Regions from separate parts of the Homo sapiens genome. Here region 1 is linked to region 2. Evidence: chromatin loops called from intact Hi-C (ENCODE). Cell type or tissue: dorsolateral prefrontal cortex. All regions are shown on one strand. Each heading gives the region's core, and the rest is flanking DNA. Links, peaks and the distances in the headings are about the cores only.

Region 1 (9,004 bases), core at 2,159-4,658, 170 kb before region 2:
ATGCAACCAAAGCACGCCAGAGAGACAGGATTCCGGAGCAGAACTTACCCCACGCTTTAGGCTCCTGAAGCAGTGGATTTTGGGTTTGGAGGTCATGAACTCGTTGAAGCGATGGGAGAGGGGTTCCTTTTGCTGCTTGGGAGACTGGGGGCCGTTGGGAACAGCAGAGGGTGAGGCAGAGGCAGGAGGGGGAGGGGGAGGCTGATGGGGGGATGTTAAAAGGGACATAAGCTACATGTAAGAGATGGAGCCGTGACAGAGTAAAAATCAGAAACAAGAAGACACAAAACAAAAATAAGCATCAAATAATATTTGAAATCCAACGCAAGTAAAACACAAACAATTAAATTTTAGGCCATGGTCCAAAAGAAAACATGTAGGAGGTGGTTAAATGAAGAATATGATGAGAGTTGGGAGGTTTAGTAAGTAATGCGACAGAAGAGCAAGAAATATCTGACAAGAAGCTCGTGCAGACTTTCCCATGCAAACTATAGCTCTAGTTAGTTACTCTAAACCAGCTTAAGCCAGAGGGTAAATATTTCTACATTACCTAAACTAACATAGCTTGATGGGAGAAAATGAAAGACCTTCAATGCTAAGGTTGTGGAAACAGCAGTCTGTTTAAATTAATAAATAGTAAGTCATTCTAAAGTTAAAGCAGTAATGCTGCCTTGATCATATTCTACGTCCCCAGGTTAATGCTGTCATGCACCTATGTATCGCACTATGAAAAGAAAATGAAAAATGTTCATGGGTACACATGTTAACATGAATTCAAAACCAAGTTATTAACATGGTAACGATTTCCAGTAGATGTGCGGATAAAGTGTTACAGGAATGTCCCACTACATCCTCTCTCCCAGCCAAGGTAACCAGCAGTCTAGGAGAGGAAGGAGGGAAAGGCATGAGGCGAAACGGTGGAGAGGTCAGTACTCTGTTAGTGTGGGAGTCACGGTACGAGGATAATGCATCTGAAATAAGACACAGGGCCATGGCAAAGATACCACCACCAAAAAGAAATACTGTCTCAACATAAGGTAGCACACTAGCTTCTTCTTTTGCATTCTGAAACTACAGGTTTAGGATCTTAGTTTTTCTAAGACTAAAAGATCAAGTCAAAATCTCCACACCTTAGAAAACTCATTTCACGCCAACCATCAGTACCTTATTTTTTTTGATGAACGGCCATAACTTTCCTTTGGATTTGCCACCAAATTTGAGGTCTGGTTTGCCTTCTCCTCTGGAATTTGAAAGGCTGTTATCTGACACAGTGCGCTTCATTGGCTGAGTGTAATCCTCAAATTCAATGTCTCCAGGAGGCTCAAACCCTGATTTATAAGCTTCTATTACCAGCTGTGAATCCTGAAATTATACCCACAAGCATATAAATACATTCAGAAGCATGCAAACACTTTTTAAACAATGAATTGGCCAGGTGCGGTGGCTCATGCCTGTAATCCCAGCACTCTGGGAGGCAGAGGCGGGTGGATCACGAGGTCAGGAGATCAAGACCATCCTGGCTAACATGGTGAAACCCCGTCTCTACTAAAAATACAAAAAATTAGCCAGGCGTGGTGGCGGGCGCCTGTAGTCCCAGCTACTCAGGAGGCTGAGGCAGGAGAATGGCATGAACCCAGGAGGCGGAGGTTGCAGTGAGCTGAGCTCGCGCCACTGCACTCCAGCCTGGGCGACAGAGTGAGACTCCATCTCAAAAAAACAATGAATTATGATGATCTCATACAGATGATAACTAACGAAATTGTACTGATTGATAATAACTTTTTTCCTAGTAGCTTTTTTTTTTTTTTTTTTTTTTTTGAGACAGTCTCAATCTGTTACCCAGGCTGGAGTGCAGTGGCGTGATCTCAGCTCACCGCAACCTCCGCCTCCCAGGTTTAAGCGATTCTCCTGCCTCAGCCTCCCGAGTAGCTGGGATTACAGGCATGTGCCATCATGCCTAGCTAATTTTTGTATTTTTAGTAGAGATGGGGTTTCGCCATGTTGGCCAGGCTGGTCTCAAATTCTTGACCTCAGGTGATCCGCCTGCCTCGGCTTCCCAAAGTGCTGGCATTACAGGCTTGAGTCACCACAGCTGGCCAGCTTTTTTCATTCTTCTCAAAAGCCATCATTTGAGCTTTTCATCCGAGCTTTTAGAATTTAGAACTATTGTTTTCTGATTTTTTTGTTTGTTTTTGAGACAGAGTCTCGCTCTGTCACTCAGACTGGAGTGCAGTGGCGTGATCTTGGCTCACTGCAATCCCTGCCTCCTGAGTTCCAGCAATTCTCGTGCCTCAGCCTCCCGAGTAGCTGGGACTACAGGGGCATACCACCACACCCAGCTAATTTTTGTATTTTTAGTAGAGATGTGGTTTCACCATGTTGGCCAGGCTGGTCTTGAACTCCTGGCATCAAGTGATCCACCCGCTCCGGCCTCCCAAAGTGCTGGGATTACAAATGTGAGCCACTGTGCCCAGCCAGCAGCATAACTTTTATGTTGAATATTTGTGTCTTCAAATTAACAGTAAAAGCCTATGCTGGTGTTCTAGTTTATATTTTTTTGAGAAATAGGTCTCTAGGAATTCAAATGGAGAACACTGCCCTAAAGCAGTATTCTCAACCAGAGAAGCTTTTGCCCTCCCAGAGGACATGTGACAATGTGTGGAGACATTTTTGATTGTCACAACTCGGGGAGTGCTACTGGCCTCTGCTGGGTAGAGGCCAGGATGCTGCTAAACATTCTGAAATGCCCCCAACAAGAAAAATGATCTGGCCTGAGATAATGTCAAAAGTGCTGAAGGAACCCTGTTTTGGCCGGGTGCAGTGGTTCACACCTGTAATCCTAACACTTTGGGAGGCTGAGGCGGGCGGATTACCTGAGGTCAGGAGTTCGAGACCAGCCTGGCCAATATGGTGAAACCCCGTCTCTGCTAAAAATACAGAAATTAGCTGGGCGTGGTGCGGGCGCCTGTAGTCCCAGCTACTCAGGAGGCTGAGGCAGGAGAATCGCTTGAACCCGGGAGGTGGAGGTTGCAGTGACCCAAGATCACGCCACTGCACTGCAGCCTGGGCAACAGAGCGAGATTCCATCTCAAAAAGAAAAAAAAAAAAAGAAAAAGAAAAAGAAAAAGAGAAAGAAACCCTGCCTTAGAGGAAACAAAGCCTTTACCTTTTTTCCAGGAAATACTTCAATTCAATTCTGTCATGTCTCGGACAATTTACCACTTAAATGTGTTTACCAAAAAAGGAATTATACAGCTAAATCCAAGACACAGAGCATGTGTGACCACCAAAAGCAACCATCCACCATGAGATGATGACATGAGGTCAAATGGAAAGGGGATGGGGAGAAATAATGGATCTGCAAATAGTTATCAATGAAGTCCAAATGGCAATACTTACATTTTTCTGATCAATTGATTCGGCTGCTTTTACTATTCCATCCAGGCACTTCCCAATGATTGGGATCACCTGCCGATCAACCTCTGCATATGTCTTCATGGACTCTCCCATTCTCACAATCCTCCTTTCCTCCATCTCTTGTATTTTCTGCAACATTAGATTTTGTATAAAGTAAGTTTGGTCCATTATTATTAAACAAAGTTGTTTTTCGGCAGCATTGTTACCTCTAACAAGTTCTCTTTGAGGAAAAAATGGGTTAGAGTTAGAGCGGCTCTAAGTACACGGAGCCTCCATATTACCCAGCTGTACATTTATTTTATAAATTGCTAGACATGTTAGGCTGCCCAAATATATGCTTTGCACAATTCCATTCTAATTTTAGTAAGAATGCCAAACTCAATAGTTCTTTTTTGTTTTTCTTTTTGTTTTTTTGAGACGGAGTTTTGCTCTTGTCACCCAGGCTGGAGTGCAGTGGTGTGATCTCAGCTCACTGCAACCTCTGCCTCCAGGTTCAAGTGATTCTCCTGCGTCAGCCTCCCAAGTAGCTGGGATTACAGGCCCCACCCCCCCTCCCCCCGCCACCACACTTGGCTAATTTTTTGTATTTTTAGTACAGATGGGGTTTCGCCATGTTGGCCAGGCTGGTCTCCAACTCCTTACCTCAGGTGATCCACCTGCCTAGGCCTCCAAAGTGCTGGGATTACAGGCTTGAGCCACCACACCTGGCCAATAGTTTTATTACTAACACTATTTGTAATCTACCTCAAACGTTTTCTCCATCTTTAATCTACTACTTTACCTTTTACCAAAAGCACAGTATTTAATTAACTGCCTCAGCCCAATACATGCTAGTGTATCTTCCAACTATAATTTACAAGGACTTGTTTGCTGTGTGTGTAGACACCAAGAAGCAAATATATTATTTATTTTTTCTACAATTGGACTCAAAGTTGCAAAAAATCTGTAAAATGGAAGAACATATGTCTATCTTTTCTCATACCATTTTTGACAACCTAACATGAGCAAAAGAAAACAATCCAAAAGAAAGAACTGTCATTTGTTTAAATCCTATAACTCTATGAATGCTGCTTTGACTTCTATAGTTAAGTTGGCATTTTTATAACCACAATCATCCCTTTAGCAAAGACAGCATTAATCACAGAATCATAGTTTAAGACTGACAAATAGGCGCTGTGGCTCACGCCTGTAATCCCAGCACTTTGGGAGGCCAAGGCGGGCGGATCACCTGAGGTCAGGAGTTCACGACCAGCCTGGCCAACATGGTGAAACCCCGTCTCTACTAAAAATACAAAAAAGGTAGCCAGGTATGGTGGCAGGTGCCTGTAATCCCAGCTACTCAGGAGGCTGAGGCAGGAGATTCGCCGGAACCCAGGAGGTGAAGGTTGCAGTGAGCTGAGATCATGCCACTGCATTCCAGCCTGGGTGACAGAGCAAGACTCCATCTCAAAAAAAAAAAAGAAAAAAAGAAAAAAAGAAAAAAGACTGACAAATAATTGGCTGCAGGTGCAAACTATAGAAATTTGCAAAGTTATTGATTAATCTTGAGATTATTATATTTCATTCATATTGCTAGTCAATGCTTGATCTAGATGCTTTAAAAAATGATTTATCATGCCTATAATCCTAGCACTTTGGGAGGCCAAGGCTGGAGAACTGTTTGAGTCCAGGAATTTGAGACCATCCTGGGCAACACAGCAAGACCCTATCTCTATAAAAAATTTAAAAATTAGCAGGGCATGGTGGTGCATGCCTGTAGTTCCATCTACTTAGGAGGCTGAACTTGGAGGATCCCTTGATCCTTTGAGCCCAGGAGTTCAAAGCTGCAGTGGGTCGTGATTGTGCACTGCACTCCAGCCTGGGCAACAGAGTGAGACTGTCTCAAAAAACAAAAACAAAACAAAACAAAAAAAAGGGCCAGGCATGGTGGCTCAGGCCTGTAATCCCACCACTTTGGGAGGCCGAGGTAGGCAGATCACCTGAGGTCATGACTTTGAGACCAGCCTGGCCAACATGGCAAAACCCCGTCTCTACTAAAAATACAAAAATTAGCCGGGCCCAGTGGTACGTGCCTGTAGTCCCAGCTACTCGGGAGGCTGAGGCAGGAGAGTCACTTGAACCTAGGAGGCAGGGGTTGCAATGAGCCGAGACTGTGCCATTGCACTCCAGCCTGGGTGACAAAGCAAGACTCTGTCTCAAAAAAAAAAAAAAAAAAAAAAAAAATTAGTGGAAATTTGGAATTATATAAAGACTCAGACTCAGAATACAAACCCAGCAATCACGATTCAGAAGTGTCATGTTTCTAAGGAAAGCAAAGCATAAAACATGAAATCTGAGAGATGTTCAGGACTTACCTGGAAGATGTTGGGGATGTGAGTATGGTAATATTCATGCTGCTCATGGTTGAATTTCTGGAGAATGGATGAGTAATCTGCTTTGCTGTCCTCTGCCATTTGGTGACGTATTTGAGCTTGTTGTCGGGCCTTAGGGCAAAAACAAGAATACTCCTACGTTTATACACCATAGATAAAAGCCTGGGTGCAATCAATAAAAGCCTAGAACTGCACACTGGGATGCCTAGGGGCCAGATTTACCTCAAATGTATTCCGCGGGTGCTTTTTAATGTTCTGAATTGAATTGACTTTAGGTAAGCAATGTGCATCCTAGTTTGTATAAACCTCCACCATTCCCTACTGCCTTAACGTGGCGTGTACCTTCTAGTTTGACACACCATTCTATACTGTCTGCACTTGGGCCAATTTACATTATTTGGATGACCCTTGTGGGAACCTCTGCTCATCTCATATACACATTTTTTTTTTTTTGAGGAGGGGATGAGAAATTCATTTTTTTTTTTTCTTTTTTTGAGACCAGGTCTCGCTCTGTCACCCAGGCTGGAGTGCAGTGGCACGATCCTGGCTCACTGCAGCCTCAACCTCCTGGGTTCAAGCAATCCTCTTACCTCAGCCTCTCAAGTAGCTGGGACTACAGGCGTGCACCACCATGCTTGGCTAATTTTTGTATTTTTTTTGTAGATAGGAGGTCTCACCACATTGCCCAGGCTATTCTTGAACTCCTTGACTCAAGCAATCCACCCGCCTCAGCCTCCCAAAGTGCTGGGATTATGGGCATGAACCACGGTGCCTGGCTGGGAAATCCATGAATTTTTAAACCCAGTTCTCAATGGGGTTCATGCACTAAAAAGGCATATGAACCACTGACCTAAGGAGACTTTTCTAAAGCTCTCTAGCATGTTTATATTTAGTATATATGCTAAAGAGGGAATAAGTATGGCAACTTCTTTATGCTTTTTATGTTTTTTGAGGAGTGCTATTTTATGTTTTACTGCATTGCTTTTCTCCTAAAAAATCAATAATTTACACATTTGTTTTTCTCTAATTCATATTCTGATTGATCACATACCTAAAAAAGGGGCAACAATTGTTGACTAGTTGCAGAATGGATTTTAAAGTTCAAACAGGAATGTCTATAAATTCTAAAGTCATCCAGAAGTACAAGAGGTTGTGCCGTTAATACCACCTTAGATTCACATAGCATTGTGGTGTTATTTTGATAAATATAATCTTGTGAATCTCTAACACAATTTGAGGTCCACACAAGGCAAAAAACTACCTCCTGCCAGATGAAGATAGGGTTTTTGGTCTTTAAGTGACCTGGCAAATTCACTGCAGTAAGCCAGAAACACAACAGGAAATAGGCTGTCTTCCAACATAACCAGGGCAACTATTTGTTTGTTTGCTTGTTTTTGTTTTGTTTTACTGAACCAATGTTTCAGAAAACTAAGACCTGGCTGGGTGTGGTAGATCACGCCTGCAATCCCAGCTCTATGGAAGGCTCGGGTGGGCAGATTGCTTGAGCCCAGGAAACTGAGACCAGCCTGGGCAACATGGTGAGACCCCTCTCTCTACAAAAATTAGCTGGGCATGGTGGTATGTGCCTATAGTTCCAGTTACTCAGGAGGCTGAGGCAGGAGGATTGCTTGAGCCTGGGAGGCTGAGGCTGCAGTGAGCTGTGATCACTACCACTGCATTCCAGCCTGCGCAACAGAACGAGACCCTGTGTCAAAAAATAATAATAACAAATAAATTGGCTGGGCGCGGTGGCTCACGCCTGTAATCCTAACACTTTGGGAGGCTGAGGTGGGCAGATCACAAGATCAGGAGATCAAGACCATCCTGGCTAACATGGTGAAACCCCGTCTCTACTAAAAAAAATACAAAAAATTAGCCGGGTGTGGTGGTGGGTGCCTGTAGTCCCAGCTACTCGGGAGGCTGAGGCACGAGAATGGCGTGAACCCGGGAGGCGGAGCTTGCAATGAGCCGAGATCGCGCCACTATACTCCAGCCTGGGCGACAGAGCAAGACTCCGTCTCAAAAAATAATAATAATAAAATAATAAATAAATAAATAAATAAATTAGTTGGGTGTGGTGATGTGTGCCTGTGGTCCCAGCTACTTGGGAGACTGAGGTGGGAGGATTGCTTGAGCTCAGGAGGTCAAGTATACAGTAAGCTGTGACTGCGCCACTGCACTCCAGCCTGGGTAACAGAGCAAGACTGTTTCAAAAAACAAAACAAAACACCAAACAAACAAAAACAAGAAAATTAAGACCTAATCATGAAAGAAAGAAAATCAGAAACACAAGAAAAAGACAGAAAAGAAGAAAAGAGAGAAAGAAAGGGAAGAAAGAACGAAAGAGGCCAGGTGCGGTGCCTCACGCCTGTAATCCCAGCACTTTGGGAGGCTGAGGCGGGTGGATGACGAGGTCAAGAGATTGAGACCATCCTGGCCAACATGGTGAAACCCCGTCTCTACTAAAAATACAAAAATTAGATGGGCGTGGTGGTGGGCGCCTTTAGTCCCAGCTACTTGGGAGGCCGAGACAGGAGAATCGCTTGAACCCAGGAGCCGGAGGTTGCAGCGAGCCGAGATCGCACCACTGCACTCCAGCCTGGGCGACTGAGCCAGACTATCTCTCTCAAAAAAAAGAAAAGAAAAAAAAAGAACAAACGAATGAAAGAGAAAGAAAGAGAAAGTGAAAGAGAGAAAGAAAAAGGAAGGAAGAAAGAAAAGAAAAGAAACACATGAGAGGAAAGCTGAAGTATTTGTTCCACTTTCTTCTTGATGGGAACATTTAGTATTGGCTTTTTTTTTCATGTCAATCTTCTTTATTGGTTTCCTGCCTATGTGACTTGAAGGGTTAACCTGAATTTCACTTCACACATTTTACTCATACTCATCTGGTGAAAGCCTAAGGTAATTCACAGTTGCTTCCCTTATTTTCTTCCCTATTCACACGTGAACACTTCCCAAATGAAGGTAACAATATCAGTATTTCCAAACACATTTCCTTATTACTGAGGTTTTTTGAGTTTCTTAAGGCCTTTGGATCTGTCGGTGCCATTTTATCCTCTTTTCATCTACCCTCAGTTGATTTCAGCTGCCGCATTCTTCCTCTTTGTTGGTGGCCTGTTAACTCCCTTCCTGACCATATGCCTTGGCGTCTGCTTCTTCCTGTGTCCACTAGTAAATATATTAGTCTAGCCCCAAAATGTTAAGTACCCAGC
Region 2 (9,004 bases), core at 3,644-6,143:
AGACATGTTGTGTGATTCTCCCTAAGATAATGTGTATGAGAGGGCTTTGCAAATCAGGGCGCAATCCAAACATGAGGTGTTTATAAAATAGTTTAGTAGCCAGGGGTTCAGTGGTGTTTTAATTTTCCTTTAGTTATTGGTGGCAATAGTCATTGTCACTGGTTCACTTGTATCAAATTGTGGTAACAGTTTTCTTTATTTTATTTTTTTTGAGACAGAGTCTCGCTCTGTCGCCAGGCTGGAGTGCAGTGGTGCAATCTTGGCTCACTGCAACCTCTGCCTTCTGGGTTTGAGTGATTCTTCTGCCTCAGCCTCCCAAGTAGCTGGGACTACAGGCGTCCGCCACCATGCCTGGCTTATTTTTGTATTTTTAGTAGAGACGGGGTTTCACCATGTTGGCTGGGATGGTCTTGATCTCTTTACTTCGTGATCCACCTGCCTTGGCCTCCCATTGTGCTGGGATTACCAGCATGAGCCAGTGCACCCAGACCGTGATAACACAGTTTTCAATCTGTGGTTAAATGAGGCTGACCTATTGTGTACAAGTCTCATCTGTAATTTTTGTTGGAGTATAGTGTGCATGGGGGAAGGTCAGTTAAGTCCTGCCCATGTTTTCCCGGGAGTCTTAGAGTCAGTTCTGGTAGGCTGGAAACCCACATGATATAAAGGCATATGACCAAGGCCGCCAGGCGCATTTCACTGGCCCCTGAAAGCTGGAAACGACTAAGAGATCTTTGCCTCATTTATTGAGGCCCAGAGAGGGGAAACGAGAGCCAGTGTCACCCAACAGACCTGGGACTGGAACTCGGGTCTGCTTGCTAGTATGTATCAGGCCCCTCCCAACTTCAAGTGTAGGTAGAACTAGTATTTGAGCCGAGGTCAGTGAGTATTCTTTCCATCACATCTCTGCCCCATCGTAGATATTCTAACCATGGACTGCAAGTCAAGGTTGCCAGAGTGTGAATGAGCACAGCTCTTTGTGGTGGGTGGTTTTACACTCTGGGTAAATCTCATTGGCATTCAGTAGTTCCAGGCTATTCTGGCCTTGACTTCCCTTTTGACCTTCAAGTAGGTGGGCACTGGAACAGGAAAGTACCAGGGAGGAAATGAGCCCAGAAACTGATATCCCTTTGTGGTACACTCTCATTCTCACTTGGTGCCAGGCCCCTCTCCTGCTCTATTGTTCCCCTTCATTTCCTGTCCCCTCTCCCACTCCTTCCCAGTAGTGGAGAACTGCTCAAATGTGTTGCATATACATTTTTGGACTTTTTTTTTTTTTTTTTTGAGACCTCGTCTCACTCTGTGCCCCAGGCTGGAGTGCAGTGGTGCAATCTCAGCTCACTGCAACCTCCGCCTCCCGGGTCAAGCAATTCTCGTGCTTCAGCCTCCCGAGTAGCTGGGACTACAGGCGCCTGCCACCATGCCCGGCTAATTTTTGTATTTTTCGTAGAGACGGGGTTTCACTACGTTGGCCAGGCTGGTCTAGAATTCCTGACCTCAGGTGATCGGCCTCCCAAAGTGCTGGGATTACAGGCGTGAGCCACTGCGTCTGGCCTGATTTTTGGATATTTCTATATTCTTATAGATAAGTACTGTTTACTGGTGTTGCATTTATTTTAAGTTTACATAAAATATCTATAGACGTTGTTGTACATTTTTTACTCAGTATTATCCTTTCTGCGATCTAGCCATGTGGCTGAGTGTGCATCTCATTCATTGATTTTTACCTACTCCACAGCATCCCATGCTCTGTGTCCTCACGTTTGACTGCTTTGGTCCTTTAGTGATAGACACACGCCTGGACTGCCTACATCTCCCTGCTACCTCAGCCAGTGCTGGCATGTACCTCCAAAGATCCCCTGTGGATCTGTGCAGCCTCCGAGCTGCAGTCCCAGAAGGAAGCACACTGTGCCATGGGTAGTTAATTTCTTTTCTTTACTTTTCTTTTTTTTCTTTTTTTTTTTTTTTTTGAGACAGAGTCTCACTCTGTCACCCAAGCTGGAGTGCAGTGGCACCATCTTGGCTCATTGCAACCTCCACCTCCTGAGTGCAAGCGATTCTCCTGCCTCACCCTCCTGAGTAGCTGGGACTATAGGCATGTACGCCCATGCCGGGCTAATTTTTGTATTTTTAGTAGAGACGGGTTTTCACTGTGTTGGCCAAGCAGGTCTTGAACTCCTGGCCTCAAGAGATCCTCCCGCCTCGGCCTCCCAAAGTGCTGGGACTACAGGCATGAGCCACTGCGCCCAGCCATCAGTTAATTTCGTTAAGGGCCAGATTGCCTTCCAGTGTGGCATATAGGTTTATACGTCTACCAGTGGTGCATACATAATAAGGTTTGCTGTTTCTCCACATTCTTACCAATACTGACATCTTAATTTTTGCCAATCTGATAGGTGTAAAGTGGTATCTTGCTTTATTTTGCGTTTCTCTGAATATTGGTGATGTGGATTATCATTTTAGAGACTTAACCATTTCCCCTCTTGTGGCTGCCTGTATTCTTTGGGTTTTTTTTTTTTTTTTTGAGACAGGGTCTCACTAAGTTGTCCAGGCTGGAGCAGTGGCGTAATCAAGGCTTACAGCAGCCTCAAACTCCTGAGCTCAAGTGATCCTCCCACCTCAGCCTCCCGAATAGCTGAAACTATAGGGACGCACCACCACTCCTGGCTTAATTTTTGTTTGTTTTGAGACCGTTTTGAGACAGGGACTCGCTCTGTCACCCAGTCTGGAGTGCAATGGCACAGTCACGGCTCATTGCAGCCTTTGCCTCCTGGGCTCAAGTGATCCTCCCACATCAGCCTCCCAAGTAGCTGGGACTACAGGTGTGCACCGCCACACCCAGCTAACTTTTTGTATTTTTGGTAGAGATGGAGTTTTGTCATCTTGCCCAGGCTAATCCCAAACTCTTGGGCTTAAGTAATCTTCCCACCTCAGCCTCCCTAAGTGTGGGATTACAGGCATGAGCCACTGCACCTAGCCTCATAATAGTCTTAATATGTTCTATTAGGTTAATTCCTAAGGGGAGGTGGGAAGGAGTAGAGGAATTTAATGCCCGGCAGCCGAAAGGTGGACTAGTATCTGTGATGGGGTGGGCATGGGAATGGGTGCTTTGTCTCATTGGCCTGGGGTATTTGCAGACACCAGCCATGAAGGAGAGAGAAATGGGCATGACCCTGGCACTTTCTCCTCACACATCCCTACTGCTGGCTCCCAGTCCCCCTACTCTGGGCTGCAGACTTCCCCTACAGCTATTTGTAATCGCTTTCTGCTTTCCTAGGAGTTCTGTGCTGTTTTCTCAGGTCCATCTACCTCATTCTTGCCTCTGGCTTTCCCAGGGTGGTTTCCGGGAACAAGCTGGCAGCCTGTGTTAGATTTCCATTTACTCAAGAGTTGGAATCCATCATGTCTAGCTTTGGTGCATAACTCTCAGGTTCATTCACAACATTAAATTGTGTATTAGAGATTACTTTAGGACTCCATTCAAGGCCTTTTTTACCAGCAAAACGTACTTTATAAAAAAAGTGGCTGGGTGTGGCGGCTCACCCCTGTAATCCCAGCACTTTGGGAGGCAGAGGCGGGTGGATTACTTGAAGTTACAAGTTCAAGATCAGCCTGGCCAATGTGGTGAAACCCTGTCTCTACTAAAAATACAAAAATTAGCCAGACATCTTGGCGCACGCCTGTAATCCCGGCTACTCAGGAGGTTGAGGCGGTGGGGGGGCATCACTTGATCCCGGGAGGTGGAGTTAGCGGGGAGCCAAGTTTGTGCCACTGCACTCCAGCCTGGGTGACAGAACGATACTCTTGTCTCAAAAAAAAAAAGTTTTAGCTGGGTACAGTGGCTCATGCCTGTAATATCAACACTTTGAGAGGCCGAAGTGGGTGGATTGCTTGGCCAGGGGTTCAAGACCAGCCTGGGAAACTTAGCAAAACCCTTTCTGTATAAAAAATACAAAACAAATTAGTTGGGCATGGTGGCATACACCTAAAGCCATCCTCCCACCTCAGCTTCCTGAGAGCTGCTTGATCGCTTGAGCCTGAGTTCAAGGCTGCAGTGAGCCGTGATGACACCACTGTCCTCTAGCCTGGGCGACAGAATAAGACCCTGTCTCAAAAAAAAAAAAAAGTTTCATGTTTGTGGTTTGCACAGATTATATTTCCTGTCTCCTTATAAATATAGCTAATGTCTGGAGCTTTGGCTGTCCTTTGGGAGAATGGAATCTTCCTTTAATTGTTTTCTCTCTGTTTTTATAGGAATGATGTATTTAAAATCCACTGGCTGATGGCGGCCCTTCCTTTCACCAAGTCTCTTTCCTTGGTGTTCCATGCAGTATGTATTAGCATTTTGAGGATCATTCATGAAATTACGTATAATGCCTGTGTGAGCAGGCAAAAGAAATTTGAAGAAAGGGGATAGATTGGTGGGAAACAAAGACAAAGAATACATTTCTCATAAAGCCTCCTCTTGTCTGGGAGGGCCTGGCCATGCGGGTAAATGATTACCACCTCCCCTCATATTAGACTTCAGACATCTTCTAATACTGCTTACAGACCTACAGTTTTTCTAGAACACTTATTATTGTTTTTATTTCTTTGTTTTTGGTTTGTTTTGTTTTTTTACCATTTCTAGAGATGAGAGTGCCACCTGCTGACTTGTTTCCACGACTTTTTTTTTTTTTTTTTTTTTTTTTTTTTTTTTTTTTTTTTTTTGAGACGGGGCCTCGCTCTGTTGCCCAGGCTGGAGTGCAGTGGCGTGATCTCTGTTTACTGCAAGCTCCTCCCCTCAGGTTCACGCCATTCTCCTGCCTGAGTCTCCCGAGTAGCTGGGACTACAGGCGCCCGCCACCACGCCCAGCTAATTTTTTTGTATTTTTAGTAGAGACGGGGTTTCACCGTGTTAGCCAGGATGGTCTCGATCTCCTGACCTCGTGATCCGCCCGCCTCAGCCTCCCAAAGTGCTGGGATTACAGGCATGAGCCACCACGCCCGGCCTCCACGACTTTTTTATGTTTCCAGATATTCCCTCATGTTCCTCTGTGATTTGAAGTTCAATTCAGTATTAGCATATTTATCTGAGAGAAAATTGATGCTATAAAGCTGGAGGCATGAGAATTGAGCCTCAGCTTTGTATATTTGGAACTTATGCAAATTAAAATGAACTTGCCCAAGGGGGTAAGATCACAACTTCTCCTGTCTGTGGGCCTCCAAGTGCCCGTGGAGCACACTTGCAAGGATGACAGTCTCTAGACATGTACTCTTTGCTGTACTTGAAAGTGGCCTCCTTGGAAAAGGCAATAATATATCCAGTGGCAGCGTCACCAAATGACAATGATTTGGATAATTTCCCAAATGGGTCCAAGTTAAAAGATTCTTTGTGGAGCCATGTAGATAATGAGTGATTCTGAAATGCAGTTGTTTGATTTCAGATTGACTACCACTACATCTCCTCCCAGGGCTTCCCTATCGAAGGCTGGGCTGTTGTGTACTACATAACTCACCTGTAAGTATGCAGGTCCATGTGAAATACACCATGAAATGACATACAAGACAAGGGGGGTGGGCAACAACCTGCCCCAAGTTAACCAGCCCTGCCCTCCTGTGGCAGCCTGTCTGGGCCCCTGCCATACCAGAGGAGTGTAGCTCATGGGTGGCTGTCCAGACTTGGGAAGTCGGGCTTAGTGGCATACTCCTGCCTCTCTGCGGCCATTGGCTGTCCAGGCTGTGGGGTGCAGAGCTAACTGTGTGCCCTGAAGGAAGTGGTGCTCATGTATGATGGATTTCCTAAATTTGGCTGCCCGTCTTTTGTAAGAAGCTTGTGAACTCATAGAATGAGCTATGCAATCTAACTGGCAGTGAGAGTCTAAAGAGACCTGCTGGTGTCTGTTCCTTGTTTTCTCTTCCAGTTTGAAAGGGGCGCTACTCTTCATCACCATTGCACTCATTGGCACTGGCTGGGCTTTCATTAAGCACATCCTTTCTGATAAAGACAAAAAGATCTTCATGATTGTCATTCCACTCCAGGTAAAAGAACCCTCATCCCATTTGTCACTTCCTTTCTTGGCGCTTAGCAGGGCTCAGCTCCAAGCCTGTATGGGAAGAGGGAGTCACCTCACCCTGAAACCCCAGCTTCTGCTAGTGGAGGTTGAAGACTGAGATTCTCTTTCTGAATTCTGAACAGACTTCAGGTCATTGCACTGGGAGATGCTTGGGCATCAGTCAGCCACTGGCCTTTGGGGGCCTAGATTTTGAGTAGAGAGCTGCTGACAGTGACAGGGAGACACACAGTAACACACAGTACTGTTTTCTCTTCTGCATCATTTGCTTCATAACTAAATGGTGCCCTTGGCAAGGAAGCTCAGAGATGTAGTGATTTTATTAACAAAGTATTTTAAAACCGTGAACTACACCAGTGAGTTTCCACAGGTAGAATATGGTAGTAGACGTGAGGGGCAAACATTTCCTAAATCCTTACCATGTTTGGGGCCGAGGGCCAAGGCCAGCCTTACAAGGCTGTGAGTCTTTTGCGGGAGGAGCCTTGTCTTACTGGAAGCAGAACTTGGATGTAAAGAACTTACAATGAACAGAGAGGTTTTAGCAGGGATGCACAGCTACCCTGCTCTGCTTGACCAGACAGCGTCTGTTTGACAGAGTTGTCCCTGTGAACTTTTCTCACATTTTGGAGCACAAAGTAAATGTGGAAGGTTGGGGGTGGAAGGGGACAACTCCTGAGGCACCCAGATCAGCCGTCCCAACTCTGGCAGAGTTTGCAGCAGAGCTCCTCTCGGAGTTCTAACAGACCTCATCCACCCTTACGTTCAATAATGAGGAACATGTGTTGACATCAAATGAATGGGACAGGCCAGTTGCTCTGTGTTTCCAAGGAGAGAATAAGCACTCAAGTTGGAAGGATCAAGGAGGGCTTTGTGACAGAGATAGGGCTGGCCTGGGTGTTGAAGGAAAGGAATGTGACAGAGGCAGTAAATACACATGACCCTGCTGTCTGCTAAGCAAAACATGCTGAGGGACTGTGCCGGTCTTTCGGCTGTCGAGCCACCGTGGTCACTTCTTCAGCCAGACTGAGTCCTACAGCCTGCCGAGGTCTCGGAGTTGTGAATGACGGAGACTGGGTTGTCACCCGGCTGCGTGTGCCTCTTCCCTTTAGTAGAGTCCCTCATCCCTCTAGAGTCTCCCCCCACCAGCCTGAACCAGGCTGTCGTGGGGCATAGCCTTCCAGGAAGCCCGTCCTGGGCTTCCCTGAAAGACAGACACACAGAGTTCCATGGAATGTCAGTCTGAGAAGATAAGGACATTTAACAAATTAAGAAAGTCATGAGTATTTAGACAATAGAACTAGTCTGGGAGGGCCTTAAATGTCAGCCTGAAAAGTTAAAACTGCTTCCTTTTGGCCATGGGCAGTGACAGAAAGTTTCTAAGTAAGGAGTAGATGATGTCCCTGCAAAATGGTGTTTCAGGAACACTCTTGGCACGTTGTTCAACACTGGGAACATTCTGTCTCTCATGCAGTGTGTGAATTAAGGACAAAATGGAATTTTGAATTTAAGATGTGAAAGCCTTTGTTTTCTACTTTGTCCTCTTACTTTTAGACAGGGTCTCACTCTGTCGCCCGGGCTGGAGTACAGTGGTGATCATGGCTCACTGCAGCCCTAAACTCCTGGGCTCAGGCGATCCTCCTGCCTCAGTCTCCCGAGTAGCTGAGACCACAGACGTACACCATCACACCTGACTAATTTTTAATTTTTTTTTTTTAATTAGAGGCCGTGTCTCACTATTTTGCCCAGGCTGGTGTCAAACTCCTGGGCTCAAGCAATCCTTCTGCCTTGGCTCCCCAAATTTCTGGGATTATGGGTATGAGCCACCGCACCCAGCCCTACTTTGTCTTTTTAGATGGAGCCACAGATGCTAGTGTTTTGGATAGACAGGGCTTCACGAGCAGTGTGGGACAGGGAAGGACCCAGAAGCTGGGGGTCATTGGAGAGGCTGAAATTTCAGATAATTTTTGCATTAGTTTTAAATGAAATTTCGGATAATTTGATTCTAAGTCCTGTATAGAAAGAGAAATTAAACTTAGAGACTTCCTAAATAATAGCACTACAGATTTTACATGCAAAGTGTGGAGGATTACCTTTTACAGCAAGTCAGGCAGAGATTTGGGACCAGGGACTTCTCATGGGGTATATAGGTGGAATGATAACCTCTGCATCCATTCCCAGTGGTAATCTTCAAAAGGATGTATTATAAGTGGTAAATTTCCCTTATGCTCTGTGGCATCTCAGTTTAGCCAGTGGAAAGACTTTTTATAAAGACTTATGCTAAGAGCCTAATAACGGGCCTGAGTACAGAGCTTAATAGTGGGCCTGAGTATATGAGGCTGTAGGGCTGGAATCAGCCATGCTCACCCTCTGGTCTCTGAAAACACAGTTCCATTGTCTGGCACTTAGATGAGTTATTGTCACTGAGCACCATGGCCTGAAAAGTATGGGCATTGTGGCTAAATAGGGTGTTAAGTGCCACCTATCCAGCAGTCCAGCACCTGAGTGACTCCACTGGGTTTGGGGTACCTGAAAAGCAAAGTGTCCCTGTTATCTACTGCTGCATAACAAATCACCCCAAAACTCAGCGACTTAAAACGACAATAACCCGTCATTCTCTCTCTCAGTTTCTGTGGGTTAGGAATTCAAGAGTGGCTAGCTGGGTAGGTCTGACTTGGGTCTTGTGGTCATAGTCACACCATGGCTGGGAGCATCTTGAAGTCTCCACTCGCATCTGTCTTCTGGGCTGAGAAGCTTGCTCAGGTGGGGACTGGGACAGCCGGGGCTCCTGGGGGGGCCTTTCCATCTCTGCATGGTCTGTACAGCAGGGTAGTTTCAGGGTAGCCAGACTTCTTACAAGAAGGCTTAGGGCTCCAAAGGTCCCAAGAGAGCTGGGTGGAAGCTTTATCTACCTTGGAAATCACACAGCAGTACTTCCATCTTACTGTATTAGA

Evidence for each region. Peaks named below come from ENCODE experiments on the same cell type or tissue, not always from the same donor. Only the 100,000 strongest peaks of a DNase experiment are listed, where the experiment ranks them.
Region 1: it touches region 2 in a loop (4-fold over the local background); 2 of 110 quality-filtered maps call a loop at or near these places.

Annotation. Positions count from the first base shown.
Region 1 is chr9:129,923,796-129,932,799 of GRCh38, forward strand. FNBP1 (formin binding protein 1) reads right to left here. Exons shown (of 17, transcript NM_015033.3): 7 at 5,772-5,900; 8 at 3,400-3,546; 9 at 1,165-1,362; 10 at 49-231. Among named protein-coding and RNA genes, the nearest start is that of MIR6855, 59 kb to the left of the region's middle. RefSeq lists an enhancer at 8,833-8,902. In dorsolateral prefrontal cortex, for the core only: no CTCF peak of the experiment used is centred there; no DNase peak of the experiment used is centred there; H3K27ac peaks cover 1,553 bases.
Region 2 is chr9:130,095,203-130,104,206 of GRCh38, forward strand. GPR107 (G protein-coupled receptor 107) reads left to right here. Exons shown (of 18, transcript NM_020960.5): 10 at 4,255-4,330; 11 at 5,427-5,500; 12 at 5,904-6,021. Among named protein-coding and RNA genes, the nearest start is that of GPRACR, 45 kb to the right of the region's middle. In dorsolateral prefrontal cortex, for the core only: a CTCF peak has its summit at 4,605 (motif pointing left); no DNase peak of the experiment used is centred there; H3K27ac peaks cover 467 bases.